Linked DNA regions of Homo sapiens: region 1 is linked to region 2. The links are chromatin loops, found by intact Hi-C in ENCODE. Cell type or tissue: adrenal gland. All regions are shown on one strand. Each heading gives the region's core, and the rest is flanking DNA. Links, peaks and the distances in the headings are about the cores only.

The links. A loop is a pair of places that touch in the nucleus more often than their neighbours do. Peaks named below come from ENCODE experiments on the same cell type or tissue, not always from the same donor. Only the 100,000 strongest peaks of a DNase experiment are listed, where the experiment ranks them.
Region 1: a loop joins it to region 2, with 4 times the contacts of the local background. A loop is called at or near these places in 93 of 110 quality-filtered maps.

Annotation. Positions count from the first base shown.
Region 1 is chr3:192,796,633-192,809,560 of GRCh38, forward strand. It overlaps MB21D2 (Mab-21 domain containing 2), which reads right to left. Exons shown (of 2, transcript NM_178496.4): 2 at 183-3,018. The coding sequence ends at 1,754. Among named protein-coding and RNA genes, the nearest start is that of FGF12, 76 kb to the left of the region's middle. In adrenal gland, for the core only: a CTCF peak has its summit at 6,526 (motif pointing left); no DNase peak of the experiment used is centred there.
Region 2 is chr3:193,565,554-193,578,481 of GRCh38, forward strand. It overlaps a transcript of ATP13A4 not described here. Among named protein-coding and RNA genes, the nearest start is that of ATP13A4, 17 kb to the left of the region's middle. In adrenal gland, for the core only: a CTCF peak has its summit at 7,018 (motif pointing left); a DNase peak (open chromatin) is centred at 7,158.

The sequences.
Region 1 (12,928 bases), core at 3,263-11,262, 770 kb before region 2:
GAAGACTGAATGTTGGTTGTTCACTATATGGACAACTGGTCCGAAAGACACTAGCAAGCCCATGGCTGTATTTATTGAAAATTGCTGTTAGTATAATACTAATAAGAAAATATACTAATATATAAATATACTAATATAATACTAATAAGAAAATAATTCCCAGATTACAAACAACAACAAAATTTCAAGGCCAGTATGTTTCTTTTTTTATTATTTTTGTGTTTGACTTAGATGGTTGAAATGTTTTCATTTTTCATTTATAAGCATTACATTAATTTCCATGCAAAAACCCAAGATCGCATATGTCTGATTTCAATTGGCCAAAATCCAACCCTTGAGTTTGGACATTCAAGACCAAAATGAACACGTTACTTGCCCTTTCTATGAGTAGACATCATGGGTGTCCTTTGAAAGATCAGCAGGCCTCCTGACCTCTTAAACACCAGCTTGCCATGAGTCCACACCAAAACAGGGAGCCAATACCTTCCAGCACCTAATCAGGCAAGTAACTTCACTCATGAAGACAGGACACCTCTATACCAAGGCTGCCACCCACAGATATTTCCTGGGTGCTGCTCTATAGCAATACCTGCTTTTGAACAGACGTGGTATCTTCTATTTGGGGATTATAAGTTCTTCCTGCCAGTTTTTCTCAAAACTCTCAGGAAGAGTAGAGATTTTACAAAAAAGCTTACCTCTATGACCCCAAAAGAAATAAATACAAAGACACCTACTTCATCAAGTGTATATTTTCCCCAGCTTTAGATGGGGTCAACATGTATAAAGCTTTAACAACTTCTCTCAGTAAGACAGGAACCAGGAATATCAAAGAGGGCAAAGCAGGACCCCACAACTGAAGGAGAACTAAGCAAATGCAAAGAATCATTTCACTGATAGAAATGGGCAAAATGAAAAAATGATAGAATTTCGAGAGTGGTTGTTAATTTATATTGAAACACACTTTGCAATTCTGACAATGGCAAAGATTAGTGCAAATAATAATTATAATGGTATGTTCTTTAATAGGATTTAAATAAGGCTTCAAATAATTACATATGCTAAAATTAACATTTGGAAACCTTAATTCTGCTTGGAAAACTGTCAAAGACACCCTTCAAACCACCCAGTGTTCTCTGATTTGAGGACAATTACATTCAATGAAGTTGCTCCAAAACACAATTTGTAGTATTATCACTTTCAAAGTTTACATTGTTTGGTGGAAAAGGGGGGAAACTACTCTGGTCACTGGCCAAAATAAATAAATCCAGCTAACATGCCAAGTAGTTCCCAGGTTCATATGATTCTCAAATATCAGTAGTGGTGAAAGCTCATAAGAAAAAAGACAAAAACAAAATAATAAAAATAATAGGATAGAATCGTTAAGCATCAGAAAGAGATTTGTTTCCCCATACCCATGAACAAATTTGCACCAAGTATGAAACAGAAAAAAGCAAGAGGATTCATGGGCATTTTCATCTATGGCTTAAGATCTCCTTAAAAAGAAAAAAAACTCCAACAAACTAAAGAGCATGACAATAACTACAAAAAGTAAACAACGAAATCAGAGGCAGAATATGAAATAGTAATATACTGTTTCAGAGCCTGCACCATCCTGCAGAACCAGGAAACTTAAAATTTGTTCTTAACAAATCCAATCTAGGCTGGATATGTAAAAAACAGAAAGATAGCATCACAAACCACACGACACATTATCAGAGTTTAAGAATCAGGAAAAAAAAAAGTCAGCTAACACTCAGAAAAATTTGTCATCAATTCTGAAATGGGGCCTTGTGACATCGTCAGGATTGATAAAGACAGAGATTGACTTTCCCGGGTTCTCAGTCACTAGCTGCTGCAGTTTTTTTGCCAAACGGTCATCAGGCTGGTTGGGGTCCCCTCCGTCAGACTGTGGAGAGGGGATGCTGGTGGTGCTACCTCGCCTCTGGAGCTCCAGTGTCAGCCGGTTGGCTGCCTTGACATGCTCAATGGCGGTGCGCAAGTGCTCTGCCGGGTCTGAGCGCACAGAGGACAGCTTCCGGGCGTGAAGCATGACTGTCTCCTCAGACAGATGTTCCAGCATGTTGCACTGAGGGATGAAATAATTGGGGCACATCTTGTTGACCAGACAGTGTTGCAGGTCATCGATGAGGCCCAGCAAAAAGTGGGCTGCATAGTCTTCTTGAGCCAAGTAGTTGGCAGGAAGTCTGTCGCAGGCCCAGAGCATCATGCTCCGCAGGTGATAGGGGCTAATAGCCTTGGGCCGGGACAGCAGTTTAATGATGATGGCTTTGCAGGCCTGATAGGCCTGCATGAGGCTGCTGGAGATGCACTTCTTCAACTGCACCTCGCTCCTGGCAAAGGACAGCCGCCATTCATTGTCCTTCTTACCCTTGTAGGAGCAAGCAGGCACCAAGTAAAACCCACTGATGACCTCTTCCTCAGTAATCTTCCCATCCCAAAAGTGGTTCTCCATGAGCCAGCTCTGGGCCACTGCAGGCCAACCTTTGAAAGATACCACAGGGACAATATCATACAACATGCGACTACTCCCTACACCCAGAATGATGGAGATGATGGTCCCATTTTTTTCCACCTTTTCTACCTTTGGCATCCCTCGCTGGGGTTTCTTCTGTATTTCTGATAGGACAATGCTGATAGAGTCATAGAACCAGTCAGCCACTTTGGTAGGTGAGAAGAAGTAGTTGGTGGCACCATTGATGTGATCTACAATGGTGCAGCAGTCTTTCCATTTACTGATTGTCCCCTCATCAAAGAGCCGAAGGCTCAGCCAAGAGTGGCACAAGGCTGAGTGGCGCATGTCGAGTGTCACAGGCTGATTACGGTCATGCAGCTTGAGGGCTGGCACCAAGAGGGTAAAGTCCATATCATAGTCAGTACCCCGGGCATAGACATTAAGCTCATCTAAGTCCAGGTCCACCACGCCTTCCCGGACACCTCCAGAGAGCAACAGGTATTCATTAGCCACTGGAAGCTTTTGGTCCAGCTTTTGCACCATTCCTGGAAATAAAGAAGAAAAAAACAACACTATTACAGGAAACACAGACATAAGAGTCTTATGCATGAAACAGAATGCTCTGATGTTCCAAGAACCAAAACTCATTATCAGTACTAAATCAAATCTCAGGCTGCTGCAGAGACCTGGCCAACAGTACTTTCTCACTAGTGCTAGAATCCACCCTTTTCCAAATGCAAGAATTATGATAGATTTTTCTCTCTCAGTGTGAAAAGCAGTATCGTTTTCAATAATAAAACAGGGCCCCTCTTCCCCCAGTCATCATCTCAGTTAATGGAATTGCCATCCACTCAGTTATGCAGACTGAAAACCTCAGTACATTTCAACTCTTTGCTGCCCTTCTACTGCCAAATCTTTTCCATGGAACCTCTGCCAGGGTTTCTCACTTCCTTCCCTGTTCTCCATCTCTCCTGCCATCATATGAAGTTCGGCCTTTTTTATCTATTGCCTAAGCGGTTTTCTTTCCCCAGGCTCTTTGCGCTTACACTCTTCTTTGTACCAGCGGTTCTCAGTGTGGGCTGGAGACACTTTCAGGGGTAATGAGTTCATAACTCTCTTTATAATAATACTAACACACTGTTTGACTTTTTTTTTAAGAGACAGGGTCTTGCTATGTTGCCCAGGCTGGTCTAAAATTCCTGGCCTCAAGCAATTCTCCTACCTCGGCTTCCCCCAAGTGCTGGGATTACAGGCATGAGCTACCACGCCCAGTCTTGTCTGACTTTTTTACTGTGTTGCCATTGTACTAATGGCACAGAAACAAGGGAGGATAATATTGCCAGTGCCTTAGCAGCAAAGACACTGATGCCAAACTGTACTAGCAGTCAGTAGGTTCTTTACCACTGACATGCATTAGCAATTTTTTTTTAAAAAACCCAGTTTTACTTAAGAAAATCCTTGATGGAGAAGAAAAATAAGTTATTTTATTGAATCTCAACCTCTGAGCCATTAGAAAGACTATCTTCCTAATAGTCTGTGTGATGAAATGGAAATAACCATAAAACCCGTCTTCCTCATACTGAAATAGGAAATCTGTCTTCAGGAAAAGCACTCACGTAACTGAGTTGTGAGCTGAACTAGCCTCTTTGTTCATGGAACGCCATTTTTACTTTAAAGAACAACAGAAAACTATGGCTATTTAGATTTGGGTATTTGGTAGACATTTTCTTCAGAAATGAACAAAATGAGCCTGGCTTCAAGGAAACTACTGACAATATTTATTGCCAATGATAAAGCTGAAATTTCTAAGGGAAAATTAAATTTAGAAAACTCCGCACCATGAGCGTGACATCTTCTCGAATTGTATACGTTTCTGATTAAATTGGCGATGATATTAACAAATGTGATTTTTTAAGAGATTGTGGGTCCTTTTGAGAACCATGTCTCATGTATTAAGCAGGTATAGAAGACTCCGTGCATGCAGTAGGAACATAATTCAAGCTATGACTAAATGATAAGGGAAAAAATGCATGAAATTAATAGGTAGATAGCATTAATAGATGGAATTAACATAAATTCTTAAAGGCTAGACTTAAATGACTGTTCCATAAACAACATATACATTTTCCCTCCTTCATTATATACTTGCTTACGCTTGATTCTCTGACAAACTACCAGCGTCATCCTGTGATTTATTTAACAGTGTTTCCCCAAAGATCAAGACCTACCACAAAGTATTATAATATTCCATTATTCATTATAATTCATAGTTTGCTCTTCATAGGACAATCCCAAATCAAATAAACCATATGCCTGTGTTTTCTTACTATTATTGTTATACTCTGAACGTTCGTGACTCCCACTCACATGTTGAAATCCCAACTTTCAATGTGATAGTATTAGGAGCTGGGGCCTGTGGTAGGTGATCAGGCGTGAGAGTGGAACCCTCATGAGTGGGATTGGTACCCTTATAAAAGAAACCTCAGAGCGCTTCTTTACCCCTTCTGCCATGTGAGGACACAGTGAGAAGACAGCCATCTATGAACCAGGAAGCTGTCCCTCACCAGACAATGAATCTGCAGGCACCTTGATCTTGGCTTTCTTGACATCCAGAATGGTGAGAAATAAATCCCTGCTGTTTATAAGCTACTCAGTTTAGGTACTTTGACATAACAGCCTGAATGAACTAAGACAATTATACTTTAAAATTTAACGCTCATTTATTAAAATATGCTCTTTAAAATCCTATTTTCCAAACCACATTAACCATGAAAAAGTCTTTTATTTAGTACAATTCTTTACACACAGAAATATGGCAAGTTATCATTTTCTTTTTAAAACCGTAAGTTAGCCAACATTATAGTGTCAACAATTCATCAGAAAGAACATCCAACAAACCTGACTTCTTGGCTGTTTCTCACACTATCTGCACTGTGATACGGCATCCAGGTCCCTCTTCAATAAAGGACTTCCAGCTGCTTAAATGCTAGCCCTTAAGGATTGTCTCAGCTGCAAAGGGCTGTCTTAGCCAGGTCAGGTCCTGTGGCTGGGATGGGGGTTGCAGGTGCACATCCAATAACTGATCGGTGTGGGAGTGTCCCAGCTCAGGATACTCTGAAGGGCCACTCAAACTCTGAGTTCCCAGTGGGGTTGGCTGTGGCGAATGATGCGCCTGCAGGGAAGCTCAGCTTCTCCTACTTGAACCTGCTTCCTTCCCCACTTCGACAGGTGTAGATCCCAAGGGTGCTGCTTCATAAACATCCTAACTCCATTTCAGAGGCTGCGTCCTGAGAAACCCAACATACTACACTAAATACTATCCAAGCAAAACAGAAGATACTACCTACTACCCAAACAAAAACCGTCTTCAGCATGGAAAATATGTTTTTCCTTTTTAAAGTGTTTTCTTTTTTAAAGCCAAACTTAATCCGGATTGAAAGTTCTTATAAATGCCAAGACAAAGATCCATTTCTCAAATGTCATTATGTTTTAATATTAACCTCATCTTTGCCATGTAAAGAAATACTACCATCCCACGTTTTGGTTATTGCTTTAAAGGATAAAATTGATTTCTCAGATTCCAGATTAGGTTGTGAAAATCATTTTCATTATTTTATGAACTCACATGTTGGAACAGTCAGTTTCAGTGAGATATATTTGATAATGAAATCGTTTACTCTTCATTATTTCAAACATCCTTTCATTCTACCATTCAGAATACCATAAATATACGTGAGAAGTACTGTGAAATGCTGTGTTGTGGTTAGTAAATAAGATCTGAATCTATTAAAGTGATATTGTTATTTGAGTACACACTGTTGTCTCCTCTTAGGCGTAACTAACTCAAAATCCTATATATGCTTTTGTCCTGGACAGAAGCAAACTGGCTTTGAGCCCACCAACTAAGACTCGTCTATATAATCAGGGTAACTTGTGCATTAACAACCTGGAGATAATTTGTCTACAAAAGTGCCACTGAATTTTGCCTTGGATTGTTACAATCTTGTTTGGAGAGTCTTGGGTAAGCCATAGCTAAAACTCCCTTCTGCCCTCTGCTGGATTTAAGAAGTTTTAACCTGTTTTCACTTGTCAATATACACACTAGAAAATTCCTGCCAATGATAAAAGGTTCTCTTTCCTCTCAATGATGCTTATGCATCTCGTTAAAATGTTGACCCTTTATTCAAAGGAGTCAACATCAAGTATTTGGCTAAATTCTAATATTCAGGAGATAGGGTAATTTTGAACACTTCTTATTCCTTTTAAAGTGAAGAAAGCCCTTTAGTAGCAGAAAGAGTATTGCAGACACACATTTACTAAGCCCCTATAAGAAACAAAGTCCCTAAGGCCACACTGTTCCAGAAGCTAATCCCTTCCTACATCCACATTTCCATTTAGCCTCCCTGAGCCCATTAGTCTGCAATTTTACAAACGATATGGTAACAGAACTCGAGCCTTCCCCAGCGTTATACAAGCCCAAATGTCTTCCTTGAAAACTTTCCTGGGCTAAGTTTAAGTGAAAATGAGCTGACATCAGCTATCATGGCAGATGGGTTGCCATGCAACCAAAACACAGGGCTGGAAGGGAAAAAGACAGAGGAGGGAAAATTTTCAACTGTACGCTTTGGCTGTAGGGATCAGTTCCAACAAGTGCCATCTCTGCAATGATCCGAGGTTTTCTGTGTAATTACTGGAGGATAAGATCTAGTGACTCTGGCTGTTTAGCTGTTAGATTATCCAAAGCTATGAGTGGGAACAGAAGGAAGATGCACATACACCACTGAGCTTGTTAGCAGCAAAACAAAAAAGGAAGGATAGAGGATAGCTATTCCCTTGGGTGGGTCTCTTCTTTTCATGGAGGCACTGGCATATGCTTGTTCTTAAGTAAAACTGCCACTCAACCTCTTTTCCTGTAATTCACTGTTTCTTGGTTTTGATATATTTCAGAGTTTTTACTTAAGAATATCTTAATAGTACCCTTTTATATAGATACTCAGGTCCTAAGTTTAAGGAATGTGTTTCACGTCATGCTTTCAGTTATTTACTGATTATCTTTAGAATATCAAGTGAAAAATGGAACTCTGTCCCTGACTTATGTTCTAGTGAATAAAACTATATCATATTCCACTAAATTGAAACTGCAAACCTTCATCATGCAAACATATAATGCCAGATTGCTAATACTAGAGCACAAAAACTAAGTATGATTTCTTGTTGTCTTTACAACCCCACCCCAGTAAGTCTGTGAAAACTCAGAGAGTTCAAGAAATACTAAGTAGGTAAGTCAAAATAGTACCTGTATAGACTTCTTTAAAACAGATACACACACACACACACACACACACACACACACACACTTACATATGTTGAAGGGAGAAAGGTTTATAAAAGAAGTAAAATTTTTATGTCTTATAATTAAAGTTACAAAATTAGATAAATTTTATCTTTTTATATACCTTTGACTATATGCCTGAATATCTCAGTAATAGTCATTGTTTCATATAAAAGAGTTTCCTTTTTTAGCTCCAACTCATGTAGCACATACCAGTAACAAACAGTGCCTTATTCCAGCAGTGGGTTTTAATGGCAGGAAGGGTACACGGTGTGATGATGTTGACAAAGTCCTTCTTTCATTCTGATGCATCCCCTAGGGTAAGTCTCCTTGGTTGACAATAAACAATATAAAACCTTCCTATAAAAATATTATGGTTTATGTTTCCAGGGTGGAAGTATTTTTGTCAAGCTTACCTGACATTCTGAGGAACGTCTGAGATGTGGGCATAGCCACCTTTTTCTAAGAAAGTCACTAATCCATGAAATTCTTAATGACCCCAGTTGGAAAAGATTTTAGGCCTTTCCTCGTTCATGCCCAGAAATCATCTATCTGAAGAAAAAACTGGTTCCAAGAGGAGAAATCACTCATGTGGGGTCATACGGCCTTAGTGACAGATTACCAGCATTGTTGCATTCCAACATTTGCGCAAAGACCAGAATAACACATATGTCCTGATCTCCCCATGACAATGCACAATGGCTTAAGAGGGAAGTAGCAGAGGTCTCAGGGCAATGTGCCAGTTTTTCATTTTTATTGGTCAAATCTTTAGTGGGACCTGGGACAACTGGCAGAACATGTCTGACCATCCACATTTATCATAAAGAAGAATGGGCCTGGTCTGCCTTGATAGAGCCATTAGTATTCCCAAATAGACTGTAAGACCCTGGAAATACAGAAGACAAAAACGGAGCTTTCCAGTTTTTCAATAATATTCTGAGTTATTAGTACTCACAATTAGGATAATATGTTTTATATGTCAAAGAGTCTGCTTTATTTTGCATAATTTGAGACAACTGCATATAATTTTATTTTTTTAGAAGACTGATTAATTCACGTATGGTAATGGTAATGCCCTATTGACCAGAATATATATATAGTAACAGGGCTGATTTAAAAGATGTCACTCCAAAGGAGTCTTTCTTAGTATTTCCCCATTTTGACACTGATATGTACGCAAGAACACTGGACTCAACATAGGCTTGGGCTTGGATCCTGGGCTTGTCATTTACTATTCAAGTGAGGCTAACAAATTACTTAACCTCTCTGAGTTTCCAATTCCTTATCTATTAAAAAACAAACAAATTGATGAAAAGTAAGTAAACGCATATAAAAACCCACCCTTACAGGATTGCTATGAAGTGTCTAAGCGCATCGTAGATATTTAGCTCATGTTCCCCATATGTTCTTCCCTTTTCCTACCACACATAAACTGGAAGAGCAAATAAACACAGATTCCACGGAGTTATTTTAAAGATTTAATTAAACAAGATAATCTATTTAAAGCCTCTAGCACATGCAAGGCACACAAAACATGTTAGATGAAGGGAAATGAATGAAGTATTCTCTCCCCTGGCTGTACCAAGACTGCTGCTAGTCAAGGCTGCTTCCTCTGAGTGAATGCCATCGTGTGGCACGACACACAGGGTGGCAGGCAGAGGGCAGGCTGGATTCTAGCTCTTTCTTGTCCTCTCACCCAGGTACCCCATGGAATGAACAACCTGTACATCCTAGTGGAGGGTCTTGACCTGAACTAAATTAGCACTTTCGACATCTACTGTCATTGTGGGCTGTGTTCATGGTGTATCTTTCTTCCTAAACAAGACAACAATACACAATCGTCCCTTGGTCCCAGGAGCTCCTACATATGCTGAAATGTGTCCATACTCAAGTCCCATAGCTGACCTTGTGGAATCCACTTACACAACAAGTTGGTCCTCTGTATAAGTGGGTTTCATATCCTGCAAATAGTATATTTTCAATCTGTATTTGATTGAAAAATAGCCACCTATAAGTGGACCTGTGCAGCTCAAACCTGTGTTGTTCAAGGGTCAACCGTGAAGCATCTGGCACAGTAACTCACGAAAAGGCGTCACAAATGAAAGATCCTATCTTAGGTGACATCTATAACCTCCTTGTGGTCAACATTCTTTTGCTGCATTGCTAGTACAGACTTTAGATTAGAAGGCACCCGCTTTTTATGTATACCATTTCTTTCAATCAACCTGAATACCTCATTAACCGTAACCTAGGATTATGGAATTTGCCCTACAATATAATATGAAAGCCTGTCAGCATATGTTTACTAATCATCTAAAAGATGGGAAGAGAAAAATGCCTCTCTAATCTTCCATTATTTTCCTTCTTAAAAATTAAAACTGAAGGTCTTAAAAATTGGTGGGCTTTGTCAAAGTCTACTAAGCTATTTTAAACAGAATGAACATGAGTTAGACCTGGATTCGAGTCCAATTCATTTATGACCAACATCAACCACTGTGGGCCTTGGTTTCCTTAAACAAAATTGTAGAATAACAACTGGTACAAGTTTGTTGGGTGGCCACAGGAATAAAATGAGAAAATGCACAACAAATTTCTTAGTGTGTAGTTTTGTGCTTAGTTGGTAATCAGTGAACAGGGTTTGTTGGCACATGCATACACATATCGATATATTATCAATATATTTTTTCCCATCAAATAAATCCCGACCTTTCTTTTCAGTACTTAGGATAGTTTAAGAACTCATGGTTTTTGCCATTCAGAACTTACTGGCAAGACCCAATAGAGAGTCTTATTAGCCCTACCTAGCAGCTTCCCAAAGTCACAATAGGGTACAAAAGTTACAGACTGACAATTTACAAGGACAGTGTTCACTTCTGAAGGCTCATTCTTGAAAGGCCAAAAAAAAAAAAAAAAAGTGAAGAGCAAGAGTAATGGTGTTAAACAGCTACATAAGGATACAGAAATATATCAGGGATGACCACATTAATGCTCTCCTGATCTTCCCAAGAACCCATAAGCTTGTGATGGAGATGCTCTGAATGAAGTCAACTGTACCCCATCACTGACCCTTTGCCCAGGACCCAGCTGGGTCCGGTTTCCATTCCTTTCTCACGTTGAGATGTATATGTCAACTACTTAATTACTCCGAAACTGGAAAGCTGTGTTTAATTGGGGAGGAGAAGGGGGGAAGTCTACATTTTGGAAGAAAAATAATGAAGTAGGCCAAGTCTAAGAAATTGCAACAAGGATAAAGACAGGATTCAAAACTCAGATTTTACTTATTCACACAGTAAGTATGAGCGTCTCCTATGAGCCAGTGCTGTGCTAGACACTGAAGAGACAAAGGTGAAGAGAAACATACACCACCCCCACTGCATAATGCTGATGATTTAGTGAGAAAGCCAAATGTTAATTCTATCAATCAGGACAGGTGAAGTTATGCTGAGTAACAAAGCTAATATCTCAGTGACTCAAAACAACCAAGTTTTATTTTTCATTCACACTAGATGACCATCAAGGGTGAGTGGGGCGGGAGGGATTGGGGGCGCTTTTCTTTCCTTAACTTAGGACCCAGATGGGTAGAGCAAGCCATGTCTAGAAGGAACTTCACAGTCACTCTGCTGGAGGAAAAGAAGGCTCTGGGCATTCTCTTTTTGGCAGTTAAATGCTCTGGCATGCAAATGACATACATCATTTTCATACACAAATCATTGGTCAAAACTAGTCACATGGTCCCACCCTCACCCATGAAAGAAAGCACGATTCTACCACATGCTGGGAGAACTGGGAATCTGTGATATGCTGCATGAACAGCTCCCACACTAATCAGATAATCACACACGAATCAACATATGATTAGAAATTGAGATAATAGCACTGAATGAAATGAATAAGGTCCTAGCCAAAATGCACAAGAGGAAGAAGAGGAGTGAAAATTATTTAGCCTGAAAAATGGAAAATTCAAAAAGGCTATGAGAGCCATCTTCAAATATCTGATAAGCTGTGCTAGTACAGAAGAAATGGAATTTGCCTACATGGTTTCACTAAGCAGAACATATAGAGAGAAGTTTTCAGTGTAATGTTGTAAAGTCATCCATCCGGCAGAATTTTCTAGCAATGCTGCCTGTGGAGGCAGTACCTTTCCTATCCCAAGAGAGGATCAATCAGAATCTTCAGCAGGGATGGAGTCTCAGTATAGATGTCTTCCGAGGTGGCTGCCCATCCCAAGAACCTACTACTTAAGACAGACAACTATAACGTAGACTTCTATAGCCACCTATGACCATCCAGTGTGGGCCCAGTCACAGTGGCTGTAAGAAGACCATAATCTGAGCATTACGCCCAAAGGCTGGATGCTGCCCTTCCTTCTCATCTGGCCTACTCTATGTCATTTGTAAACTGCAGCCCTGCTGCTGTCACATCCTCCAGCCGACTTCACCAGTTTTACAAAGAGATAACTAGCACCAGCAATGACACACATAACAGCAAAAGAAGAGCTGAGTTTATAGTACACATTTGAAGTACATACATCTCATGACAAGGACTCTCTGAGAAGGGCACAAACATTCATGCCACTACCATGCACTACGGCACAGGCCAAATGCTTACCTGTGTCATCTCGTTCAATCTTCTTGGCCCTTTCAAGTGGGCAATAGTGTCCCCCTTCCCTTTTTTTTTGACATGGAGTCTCGCTCTGTCCCCAGGCTGGAGTGCAGTGGCACAATCTTGGCTCACTGCAACCTCCATCTCCCTGGCTCAAGCAATTCTCCTGTCTCAGCCTCCCGAGTAGCTGGAACTACAGGCACGCATCACCACATCTGGCTAATTTTTGTATTTTTAGTAGAGATGGGGTTTCACCGTATTGGCCAGGATGGTCTGGATCTTTTGACCTCGTGATCCGCCTTGCCTAGGCCTCCCAAAGTGCTGGGATTACAGGCGTGAGCCACCATGCCCAGCCTAGTGTCCCCATTTTACAGATAAGGAAATTAAGAAAAATAGCAGCCAAATAAATTGTTTATGGCCATGATAGCTGACCTGGGATCCAAATTCAAGTTGATCCTATGCTGCTTTCCTGCATTAAATGGGCTTTCCTAGGAGAGAATAAACAATGTAATACCTTGGGC
Region 2 (12,928 bases), core at 2,048-10,047:
CTCTGCTACTCAATTAAGAGAAAATGAGAGCCAGGTAATCTTGGCATTAGAAGGAGATTTTGAGATTGACAGGTCCTATTTCCACCCAGTGGTCCCAGTCTAGCCATGAGATGTCCCTGCTTTCCTCATGTCCCTGCTCTCAGTTCCCCTGCAGAGAGCTCCTTCCCCAGCCAGCAATCTGCTGGAATCTGACAGCCAGGGGGCTTGCAGACCAAACACTATTAAGTGGTTAAGTATTTAAAAACAGGTCGTGAGAAACATATTCATTTCCTGTTTCTTGCTATCTCACTATGTGATGTTGAACGCACCATTCCACTGCTCTGAGCCTCAGTTGACTAATCTGTTTAATGGAACTGATATTATTGTCCTACTCTTGTGATATTGTTTATTATTGTGATATTGCTTGTTTCTGCTCAGCACAGAGTTAAGTGCTCCATTAATGCCAGGCCATGAGACTATCATGAGCATCATGAGAGGTAGTAGGTAAAATTGATAGATATAGAATGCAGTGCCCAAGTCCTCAACTCACGAACCTGTGCGGCTACTGCCAGGAGAAGGCCAAAGGGCTTTCTTTCTCCCTAGATAATTCAGATACATTTTAGACAATGGTTCTCCTGGGGTAATGGACCTGCCCTTGTTCTCCTAACCTACTCTTTTTGCTACCTCCCTAAATTCCACTTTCCCGTATTGAATTTAATACCTCAGTAATTATCCTTAAATTTGGATCTCCAGGTTTTTCTTTGCTTTGATCTTTTTAGCCCCTATGATAGAACAGATGGTCTCCAGCTTATACCTTCCCCAGATCTGAACATTTCATATGTCCAAGCAGCAGCTGGCCTGCCTCCTTACTCAGTGTACCAGTGACCTATTGGCCCTATATTCTGTCCTCAAGAATCTGTGACTGCTCCTGGGTATGCAGCCCGGAACCTTCTTTGCTGGGGCCTCTCAACCCCTGGAACATGTTAGGCATCACAAGAGCCTGGCACCCCTTTCCCTCTATCCCTAAAACATCACACATATACGCAAACACAAACTCATACACACACTATTGGAGCATGAGCCCTGGTCACACTTCCATTAGATCCAGTGGTAACAGTTGCCTCACCATTCCTTTCCACTACATTCCTCACCCCTTTCACTTACTTTTTGGAAGGTCTCTTGCTAACATCTTCAGTCCTTTTGGTCAAGGCCCTGTCTCTGACCCCAAATGTCACCCACAAAGCCTAATGTTGTGGTTAACAATATTTTCAGTTACTACTAAAATATTTGATGGCACACATATGTTAAAAATGAAAACAAGTTTTCTGGAAGATTATCTGTTAATATTTATCAAAGAGATTATATGTATAATAATCATACCTAACATGAATGTTTGCCATGAACCAAACACTGTTGTTAACTCATCTTATTTTCCTATCTTCAACTCTATAAAACAGATACTTTCGTTATTACCACTTTATCCCACTTTTAGAATTCTCTTGTGAATCATCTCAGATTTATTCAAATTGGGTACAAAAATTTATCACAGCATTGTTCAAATTGAATTATGTCCATATAATAGAATATTATGCAACCATTAAATATCAGAATATTCAGGAATGTTTAATATTTGAAAATGATAATTAAATATTAAATGAAAAACAAGATATGCATATTTTTATATAAAAAATGAGCCTGATATTATCCATGGATGCATAAACCAAAAAAGAAAACAAAGAGACAGAGATACGACAAAACCCTGACAGTGAATATCTCTGAGGGAGAATTCTTTACTTTATTCCCCTGTCTCTGTCATTCAGTTTTCCACAATAAACATGCTTTAATGTTATAATCAGAAAAAGTAAATGTATTAAAAATATATTTTGCTATAGCATCATGTAGTTAAGTTCTGCTTAATTTCTGCTAGAGCCCAAGTGTCCTGCTCATCCTCAAGAGCATCACAATCTCTCCGATGCAGTCCATGGATACGAATTAATATTATTTCCAAAGAAGAGGACCCAGAAATGTAAGAGAGTTTAAATTTCCTCCAATTTACAGAAAATATGCAAATAAAGCAACCTATGGTCACTTGGTGCCAAGAAATGAATCCTCATTAAGGACCCACCAAACTCCCTGCACTGTCCTTAGAAATGGAAGTTTAGCTACCATGTGTTAGGTTTTCTCTTCTCCACCAGGATGTTTTCTTCTTCCAGGATTTTTTATCTCAGTGATATCCTTGGTTTCTTTCCTCCCCACCAGCCCCTGTCTCTCCCAAATCTAATTGTCCCTGGTTCTGTTTAAAGCCTGCCTGGAGGTGCCTCCAAACAGACTCCCCTTCTTCTGACCCGTGAGCCAGAATAGACCTGCATGGTTGTGCCTTTGGTAAAACACAGCCACCTGAAGCACCACCACTTTCTTTCTTTTCTTTTCTTTTCTTTTTTTTTTAGACGGAGTTTCACTCTTATTGCCCAGACTGGAGTGCAATGGCGCAGTCTCGGCTCACTGCAACCTCCGTCTCCCGGGTTCAAGCGATTCTCCTGCCTCAGCCTCCTGAGTAGCTGGGATTACAGGCACATGCCACCACACCCGGCTAATTTTTTGTATTTTTAGTAGAGACGGGTTTTCACCATGTTGGCCAGGCTGGTCTCAAACTCCTGACCTCAGGTGATCTGCCTGCCTCAGACTCCCAAAGTGCTGGGATTACAGGCATGAGCCACCGTGCCCAGCCAAGCACCACCACTTTCTTTTAACTACCAAAGAACTTTGGCAAACAGTTGATTCCAGGAAAAAAGCTGCCACTTTCTCTAGGGGAAAAAAATGGAACTAAATGCAAAAGCTTTCATCTAATTGCAGTAAAAAACAGACACTTCTCTTCCACTTTAGCCATTATTTCTAGGCACATTGAAAGGAGCATGGATTTGTAGCCTCCCATAACCTGGACTTAAAGCCAGGCTCTAGAATGGGCTAGGAGAGCATGTGCGAGGCTGTGAAGGTTGTTCACCTACAAAATAGGACTAATAACTTTAAGGACTGTTGAAAGAATAAAAATTGTTCATAAATGATAACATGAGTATACATAAACCTAGCACCCAGATCTTTGTTTCTAATGCCATTCTCCAATAAAAGGAACAAAAGCTCCTTGGAAAAATGGCTGAATCTAGGACTGGGGACACAAATATACAAGATGAGCCTCTTGTAGTGCCAGAACATAAAAAAGTGCTTAAAAAAATTAATGAGGATGGGTCAAATGGGTACAAGAGAAACTGAAGGAGCTCCCAATGGCCAAAGTTGGAACCATTTGAGCAACAAAATAATATCAGTATTGTTTTATAACCCAAAGTATAAAATAAATATTTGTGAATCCACACTGATACAAATAAGTTATAGAATAAATAAACAAATGGGCGAGAAGAGATAAATCTCTCATGCAGAAGAATTCAAACAATTTATGTAGATACTACACGCTTGCTAACTGTGGGCTATTCATAGTGATTTCCTTCTAAAGAGTATAGTATAGAAAAGAAGGAAAAGAGAAGCTTTACAGTGGAGAGATTTGACTGACACTATGTCAGCCAGCCAGGTGATCAAGGTCAACATCCACAGTGGCAAGTCATGCTGAGAGTGTGTTATCCTTAATATAATGTGATAGGAATGGCATTTTGCCTCTGTGCACTTCTTCCCAAAAGCCCAGAATTCTAGTCTAATAGTGAGAAAAATGTTCGACAAATCCCAATAAAGGGACGTGGTACAAAATACCAGTCTAGTAGTCCTTAAAATTGACAAGGTCATCAAAAACAAAAGAAGTTTGAGAAACTGTCACAGCCAAGATGAGCCTAAGGAGAAATGACAACTAAATGCAACTTAGTATCCTGGGTGAGATCCTGGACAGGATAAAAAGCATCAGATAAAAACTAAGGAATTTTGAATAAATTATCAACTCTAGTTAATAGCAACATAGCAGTATTGGGTTTTTGTTTTGGTTTGGTTTTTTTGTTGTTGTTTTTGTTTTTGTTTTTTGTTTTTTGTTTTGAGAGAGGGTCTCGCTCTGTCACCCAGGCAACAATAGCTCACTGCATCCTCAACCTCCCGGGCTCAAGCAGTCCTCCCATCTCAGCCTCCCAAGTAACTGGAACGACAGATGCACGCCACCACGCTCAGCTAATTAAAAAAAAAATTTTGTGTGTGTGCTGACAGGGTCTTGCTACGTTTCCAAGCTGGTCTTGAACTCCTGAGCTCAAGCAATCCTCCCACCGCAGGCTCCCAAAGTGCTGGGATTACAGGTATGAACCACTTCACCCAGCCAGTACTGGTTACTTAATTGTGATAAATAAACCATATTAATGTAAGATATTAACAATGAGGGAAATCGGGTGCGGGGTATATGAGAACTCTCTATGCTATCATCACAATCTTTCAATAAACCTAAAACTATTCAAAAATGGAGAGTTTATTTTTTAAAAATTACGCATACAAATATGCTTTGCCAGCAGGGTGCGGTGGCTCATGCCTGTAATCCCAGCACTTTGGGAGGCTGAGGCAGGAGGATCACTTGAGCCCAGGAGTCTGAGAAAAGCCTGGGCAACAAAGCAAGACCTTCTATCTAAAACAAAACAAAACAAAAAAATTAAAAATTAGCCAGGCGTGGTGGCACACACCTGTAATTCCGGCTACTCAGGAGACTGAGCTGGGAGGATTGCTTGAGCCCAGGAGGTCGAGGCTGCAGTGAGCTGTGATTGTGTAATTGCACCACTGCACTCAAGCCTGGGCAATAGATTGAGACTCTGTCTCAAAAAAATATGTTTGCTTAGTAAGCCACATAATATATGCCTAAATTGTTGTTTTCCTATGTCTTAACATGATTTATAGGTTATTTCTTGTCAGGAAAAGTATTTTATTTCTTAATTATTTATCATTAGAACCATGTATGACATGCTAATTATAAATTATATACTAGCAAAATCTCAATGCATTTTTATTGAATTTTTTATTTTATCATTGACAAATCAGAAGGGGAAACTATCAGGGTGACAGTGAACAGAAGGGAAGGATAAAGGACTGGAATAGAGGCCTAATACCACCACAGTCTTTATCTTTATTTTTTCCTCATACAATTAAACTCAGCCTCTTAGCATATCCTATTCTTGAGTAAAGCAGGGAGGCAGTGTCATAGCGGTGAAACCCACAGGCTCTGAATTCTCACAGACCAGAGCTTGCATCCTGTGTACCAGTTGTGTGGTCAGGGGAAATTATTTATCTCTACAAGCTTCAGGCTCATCATATGGGACCAAAGGATAATAATATCTCCCATGAGGATGGTTGCTAATATTAAATGAGATGACATATATACAATGCTTAGCACAGTGTATATATAAATTCCCAATAATTGGTAGCTATTATTATTATTAAAGGGGTGTAAAATTTGGCCAGACATGGTTGTAAAAGCAAAGTAGAAAATAAGTATCTGGCCAGGTGTGGTAGCTCATGCCTGTAATCCCAGCACTTTGGGAAGCCAAGGCGGGTGGGTCAACTGAGGTCAGGAGTTCGAAACCAGCCTGGCCAACATGGCAAAACCCCGTCTCTACTAAAAATACAAAAATTAGCCGGGCATGGTGGCGTGGGCCTGTGATCCCACCTATTCAAGAGGCTGAGGCAGGAGAATTGTTTGAACCTGGGAGGTGGAGGTTGCCAGTGAGCCGAGATTGCGTTACTGCACTCCAGCCTGGGTGACAAAGCAAGACCTTGTCTCAAAAAAAAAAAAAGAAATATCCATGAGTTCAAAGAGAGATACAAATAAACAATTGAATAAATAAATGGGGAGAATAGATAAATCTTCCGTACAGAATTCCAGATAACTTATGCACACAGGGCTCCTCAGAAAGGGCTACATAACTATTCACTCCTTAACATTGGCTGCTGGTAGTGACTTCCTTCCACAGTGTACAGTATGAGGGGTGAGGAGGAAGTAACTTTACAGTGGAGAAACCTACCAAATATTGCTCAGTCAGGTGATGAAGGTTAATTTCAAAATTGATATGTCATGCTGACAACATGGTGTGATAAGCATGGCACTTTACCTCTTACAGTCTTCCTCCCAAAAACCTACAACTCCTGTCTATCCATGAGAAAAACATCAGACAAACCCCAATTGAAGGGCATTTTATAAAACACGTAATACCCCTCAAAGCTGTCAAGGTCGGCACAAACAAGGAGAATCTGAGGAAATGTCATGGTCTAGGTGAGCCTAAGGAGACATAACGCATCAATCTAATGTGGTATCTTGAATGGAATCCTGGTACATGAAAAGGACATTAGGCCTGTGAAATAAAATAATAATAATAATAAAAAGGACGTTAGGTAAAACTAAAGAAAACTGAGTTATGGACTTTAGACTTTAGTTAATACTAACACATCAGTCTTGGTTTACTTGTTGTAATAAATGCACCATACTAATGTAAGATGTTAACAAAACAGGAAGCCGCCCAAGCAGGCAGATGGCTTGGGCCAGGAGTTCAAGACCAGCCTCAGCAACATGGCAAAACCCCGCCTCTACAAAACATACAAAATAATAATAATAGCCAGGCAACACATGCCTGTAGTCCCAGCTACTCGGGAGGCTAAAGTGGGAGGATTGCCTGAGCTCCAGAGGCAGAGGTTGCAGTGAGCCGAGATCATGCCACTGCACTCCAATCTGGGGGACACAATAAGACCCTGTCTAAAAAAATAGGGGAAACTGACTTTGTTTGGGGTATATGGGAACTCTCTATCCTATCTTCATAATTTTTCTGTAACTCTAAAACTATTGTAATATAAAAAGTTCAGGTTTTAAAAAAGCAGTGGGAATAGAATGTTTGTTACAGTAATTGAGAACTACCTATTTTAAACTTACAGCAGTCTTGCCTTTGTTTATTAATTTGTTAAAATAATTGAATACTCCATGATAGCAATGTGCGAATTTGGATCTAGATGGATGGTATGAACCAGTTTAGGTTTAAAAAACGAACAGAACATCCTCGGTTTAGTGGGACGCCTCTGCCCCCTAGTGTCTTAACATTCAATCTGCGTTTAGTGGCAAAGGACAGCCTGCAAGCTTCAGTCACTTGATGTTTCAAGGTCTGGACAAGAGTGGAGACATTCTCAGAGCCTCTGATCTACTAGAATCGTACTCCAGTTTGTTCATATACCCAGAAACTATGCACCGCTGAGTGGTCCCTGAAGACGTTAGTACATGCACGTGATGGAACCAGCTGATGGGAATGTAAAGGGCAGGAGGGCAGTTTGACATGTGAATAGGAAGCCTTACAAATGTGTATAGGCCAGGTGCAGTGTGACTCACGCCTGTAATTCTAGCACTTTGGGAGGCTGAACTGGGCAGATCACTTGAGCTCAGGAGTTCGAGACCAACCTGCGCAATATGGTGAAACACCTTCTTTACAAAAAAAAAAAAAATTACAAAAATTAGCTGGGCATGGTGTGCACACCTGTGGTCCCAGTTACTCGGGGTGGGGGGCAGGGGTTGGGGGGAGGGGAGTAAGGGCTGAGGTGGGAGGATGGTTTGAGTCTGGGAGGTGGAGCTTGCAGTGAGCCGAGATCACCGACATGGTTTAAATGTTCATGATATAATGTTTAGCAAAACTCTAAACAGTGTGACCAAAACTTTAAGAAATACCACAGATTAATATATAAAACTTTAAGGAATACCACAGATGAACTTTAACGAATACCACAGCCATATATATATATATACATATATATATATACACATATATATATATATACATATATATATATATATATAATTTGTATCTACTATGCTAGCAGCATCTGAGACACACATCTGTGGTCCCACCAGGACTTTTATCTCAGCCTTATCTCAGCCCTTCACCATCTGGTGACAAATGACTCTCTGGAGCACCTTCCCAAGGCTCCTGGGCCACAGGCAATTGGGAGTGTGGCCTTGCCCATTTCTTCTCACTGCCGCTGCAACAGGCTGGCATGAGGGGCTCCTCTGTGAACCTCCTTCCCTGCCTTCTCAGGTTTCCCCAGGAATCACAGTATAGTTTTTCTCCACTCGAGGTTCCCATCCCCACCACTCTAGGACTTCTAGCATTCCACAAGGTGTGAGATCATCTCTGAGATTTACAGCAGCACCCAAATCCAGTCACACTTACCAAATCTCTCCTAGCTCAGCTGTGGAATTTTATCAAATCCCAGCTCTTATATCATTCATTCTTCCAAAATCGATTATTTATAAAATAAAATTTAGCCTTTGTACACAAAAGTCAGACTTTAAAATTCAAAATCCTTTTTCTCTGGGTAAGGTCTCTTCCAGAAACTTCAAAAATCGATTTAGAAAAGTTAAGTGCTAATAATTGTTTTATTTCTTTCTCTTTGCATTCCTGCTATAACCTTACCCTGAATGCACATAGAAAGGCCTTGTGGGTGGTTGAATGATGAGGGGAGGGAGGAGAGTAAACAGGAACTAATCTACATACAGACATGTATATATGTGCATATATGCATACATGTTTATATAAAGAATAGAGAAATTCATTCTAAAAAAGTTTTAATGATTATCTATGCATCATTTCTTCTTTTTAACTAATTTTCCATATTTTCCAAATTTCAGAAACAAGTTTTATATAATCAGAAAAAGAAAATTACATATAAAAAAGAAACAGATAAGATGTCTGCCTCCGGCATCACCACCCGTAGTGAAGGAAGGAAAGTAGGGAACACAAGCTTTCTGTTGGCCACATCTCAAGCTCTCCTCTTTGCAGTTCCTGGTACTTGATCTTTGACCCTACTGATCACTCTCTTCTTGAAACACTTTTTCCTTAAATTTTGGAACACCAAGCTGTCTTAAGCTCTTTTTGTAGTTCTCTGTCCGTCAAAAACCTAGATCTCAGCCAGGCACAGTGGCTCACTCCTGTAATCCCAGCACTTTGGGAGGTCAAGGTGGACAGATCACTTGAGGTCAGGAGTTCAAGGCCAGCCTGGCCAACATGGTGAAACCCTGTCTGTAATAAAAACACAAAAATCAGGTGGGTGTGGCATGCACCTGTAATCCTAGCTACTTGCGAGGCTGAGTCAGGAGAATCACTTGAACCTGGGGCAGGGAGGTTGCAGTGAGCCAAGATTACACCACTGCATTCCAGCCTGGGTGACAGAGTGAGACTCCATCAAAAAACAAACAAAACAAAAAACCTAGATCTCAAGCCTGAGTCTGATTCTGTAATGGGACAAAACGTGTGTGTTGAAAAGGAGTGTGTGTGGGGAGAGGGGTGGTTGGTGAGTATGAAGCAAGAGGGTAATTTGCATGCAGGAGTAATGTGATTAATTTGTAGCCAGTGGGCAGACTATGGTAAAATAAAGATGACCACACATCCCCTTGAATCTGGAAGCCTCTGTGACTACTCTGACCAGTAGAATATGGCACCAGTGACATTTAAGGCTCAGATCTTAAGACACTGGCAGCTTCCACTTCCTGTCACTTGGAATACTTTCTCTAGGAGTCCACTTTGTCAAAAGTGAACTAGTCTGAGAATGGTCTGCTGTGAGGAAGCCCAAGCTAGCCATGTGGATATACCATTTGAAGAGAGATATAATAAAATGGTTGTTGTTCTAAGCCACTAAGTTTTGGGTTGTTAGTCATGCAGCAATAGATAATTGGAAGTTTCCTTCCTGTAAAAGGGGTTAGTACTATCCTTGTGGCTATATAAGAGGAGCTATAGTGAGAACTGCAGCCATATTAAACTTTAACTATCATCATAGAAGTTTCTAGAATTACTATGGAGGAGGAGGCTTTTCTGTATAGGAAAATACTTTGAAAAGCCCATTAGGAGTAGAAGGTGAGACCCTAGGGGATGAGTTGACAAAGAGAAATAAAAGATATAATCAAACCACTTTGAATTTGAATTGCACAGGAATTTGGAGGTAGGAAAGAGCAGAGAATACAGAAGCAAGTAGAAATAAGGGAAGAGCAATGGAGGAGAAGTGAGAAACGTGGCCAGGGAACAGAGATCAAGTTTCAAAAATAACTGAAAGACTTTTTAAAAACACGGGCATCTAACAAATTTGATGCTGATTGTATATCCATCAGGAAAATCTCTATTAGATTAGCAGTCCCTGGTGCAGTTTTTCTAATTAATTACTACAATACCTGAAAAATCTCTATTTCTCCAAAATTTCCACAAAGTTTGCTACCAGTATAGATAACTTTTGTGACATTTTTGTTTTGTTTTTAAATTTAGGTGGAAGTTTTTTTAAGTATCTGAGTTCCACTCATAGGTTGACTTGGTAGAGAAGAAGGATAACAGATGCCATTTCCTAAACTGAATTAATTTAGACATAGTGATTTTCAACCAGAAGTGATTTTGTCCCCCAAGGAATACCTGGTAATTTCCTAAGGCACTTTTGATTGTCTTGACTGGGACGGGGACTGGGATGGGGCAGGGAAGAAGGACAGCAACTGGCACCAAGTGGGCAGAAGCCAGGGATGCTGTCAAGAATCCTGCAGTGCACAGGCTAGCCATCCGCAAGGAAGAATTTTCCAGCCTAAAATGTCAATAGTGCCAAGATTGAGGAATCCTGATTTAGAGGAAGCCAAAGATCTGAATCAAAGGTGTCCATGAGAGCCTAAGCCCCCTGCAGAATGTACAGGAATCTTGAAGAAGACATTAGACTTTCCACGATCCATGGAATGTGGCTTGAATCAATCTTTTTTTTTTTTTTTTTTTTTTTTTTTTTTTTTGAGACGGAGTCTCGCTCTGTCGCCCAGGCCGGACTGCGGACTGCAGTGGTGCAATCTCGGCTCACTGCAAGCTCCGCTTCCCGGGTTCACGCCATTCTCCTGCCTCAGCCTCCCGAGTAGCTGGGACTACAGGCGCCCGCCACCGCGCCCGGCTAATTTTTTGTATTTTTAGTAGAGACGGGGTTTCACCCTGTTAGCCAGGATGGTCTCGATCTCCTGACCTCATGATCCACCCGCCTCGGCCTCCCAGAGTGCTGGGATTACAGGCGTGAGCCACCGCGCCCGGCCTTGAATCAATCTTATGTAAATTATTGGGAAGAGGGTGATTCTAATTAACCTCTGGGTTACGGCATCAAATAAGAAAAACTAATCAGTTAAAGTTCTTAATTGCAAGTAACAGAAACTAACTCTGGGGAAATTGAGCAGAAAAGGAATGTATTAGGTAATACTGGGCAGCTCATAGAATCTCTGGAAGGGTTGAAGAACCCGACCTGGAGGCTAAGCAGAAAAAAACAACTCATAAAAGCATTCTACAGAATCGTCCATGAAGATATCGGTGCCTCCACCACTGGCACAGACACTGCTGGAATAAAGGAAGCCTGAATGTTCTAGCAATCAAGATAGAATGGATGCTTCCAAATAAGCAAAAAGAAGCAGGACCTCAAAGTTTCATTTTGAAAACATATAAATATCTTTCAGCCTTAACATGAGAGAGTGAAAACTCAGCCACGTAAGCTCAGAACCTCAGGGTCATTGTTGACTCCATAATAGTAATCCAAGTCAAAATACACTTGGATAAATACATTGCCCTCCTAAGAGGCCTCCTGGTTTTAGTCTTCCACCTATAACCAACACCACATCCACTGGTAGAGTAACTTCCTATTTGGATTATGGTGCTTTCCTTCAAAGAAGTTATGCATAAATTAGCTTTCAAAACAAATCCAAACATAATTTGACATCATTCAAAGCACTCTGTGATCTGTTCTGGACCTATATTCCAGTCGTCACTCCCACTACTTATCCAGGCAAATGATTTGCTTATTGAGCCCTAAGTATACTTGGCAAATGGTTTTCTTTCTTCTGCACCTTTACTCTTACCATTCTTTCTTCTGAGATGCCTTTTCACCTTCTCTTTATCTAAATCTCACATTCATCCTTTAAAATCCAGCTCAAAACTCACAGAACACCTAACAATACCACGAACCTACTTTGTGATCTTGAGAAAATGAATACATTGCTCTGAACTTATATAAGTACAAAATGGAACATTGTATTTTGTATTTGTATTACACAATGTATACAATTAACATTGCATTTGTACTACATTTTGCTGAAAACTTTTTATTAGGAAACCATACTGTCTACACTGTGCTATAGTGGAACTGGAAGCTCTAAACCTGTAGTCCTGAGGCACCAGGAGGGTGAGTGCAAGAGCACAGTCATTCTGGAGACTTCTTTGCTGATGAAGTAGGACTCATTTTCAAGTCCACCCTTTATCAAATAGATCTCTATGTTGCAATCTAACATACAGAAGACTGTATCTCATGATAACCTTTTCTTCCAGTGCTTTCAAACAGTGAGGCTTTATTAACACTTCCATGAAACAGTTCTGAAAATTAAAAACACTTCAATCTCTTTCATTCTCTCTGAATAGAGAATATGTTTTAATGGAGTAAATTCTCAACTTTCAGACTGCAAACTCAAGTGCATAATAAATATTGCATTTCTTGGGCTAGGTGCGGTGGCTCACTCTTATAATCCCAGCACTTGGGAGGCTGAGGCGGGTGGATCACTTGAGGTCAGGAGTTCAAGACCAGCCTGGCCAACATGGTGAAACCCTGTATCTACTAAAAATACAAAAAGTAGCCAGGTATGATGGTGTGTGCTGTAATCCCAACTACTCGGGAGGCTGAGGCAGGAGCATTACTTGAACCGAGGAGACGGAGGTTGCAGTGAGCCAAGATCACACCATTGCACTCTAGCCTGTGCAACAGAGTGAGACTCCATCTCAGAAATATCTATATCTATATCTATATCTATATCTATATCTATATCTATATCTATCTATCTATCTATTGCATTTATTTAAATAGACTTAATTTTAACTCTACACCTTCACTTAGTTGGTTTCTGGGAAGCAACTGCTGCCATTTTGGTGGTTCTCTCAGTATGAAAAATAAAATTAGGTCATTCTCCCAT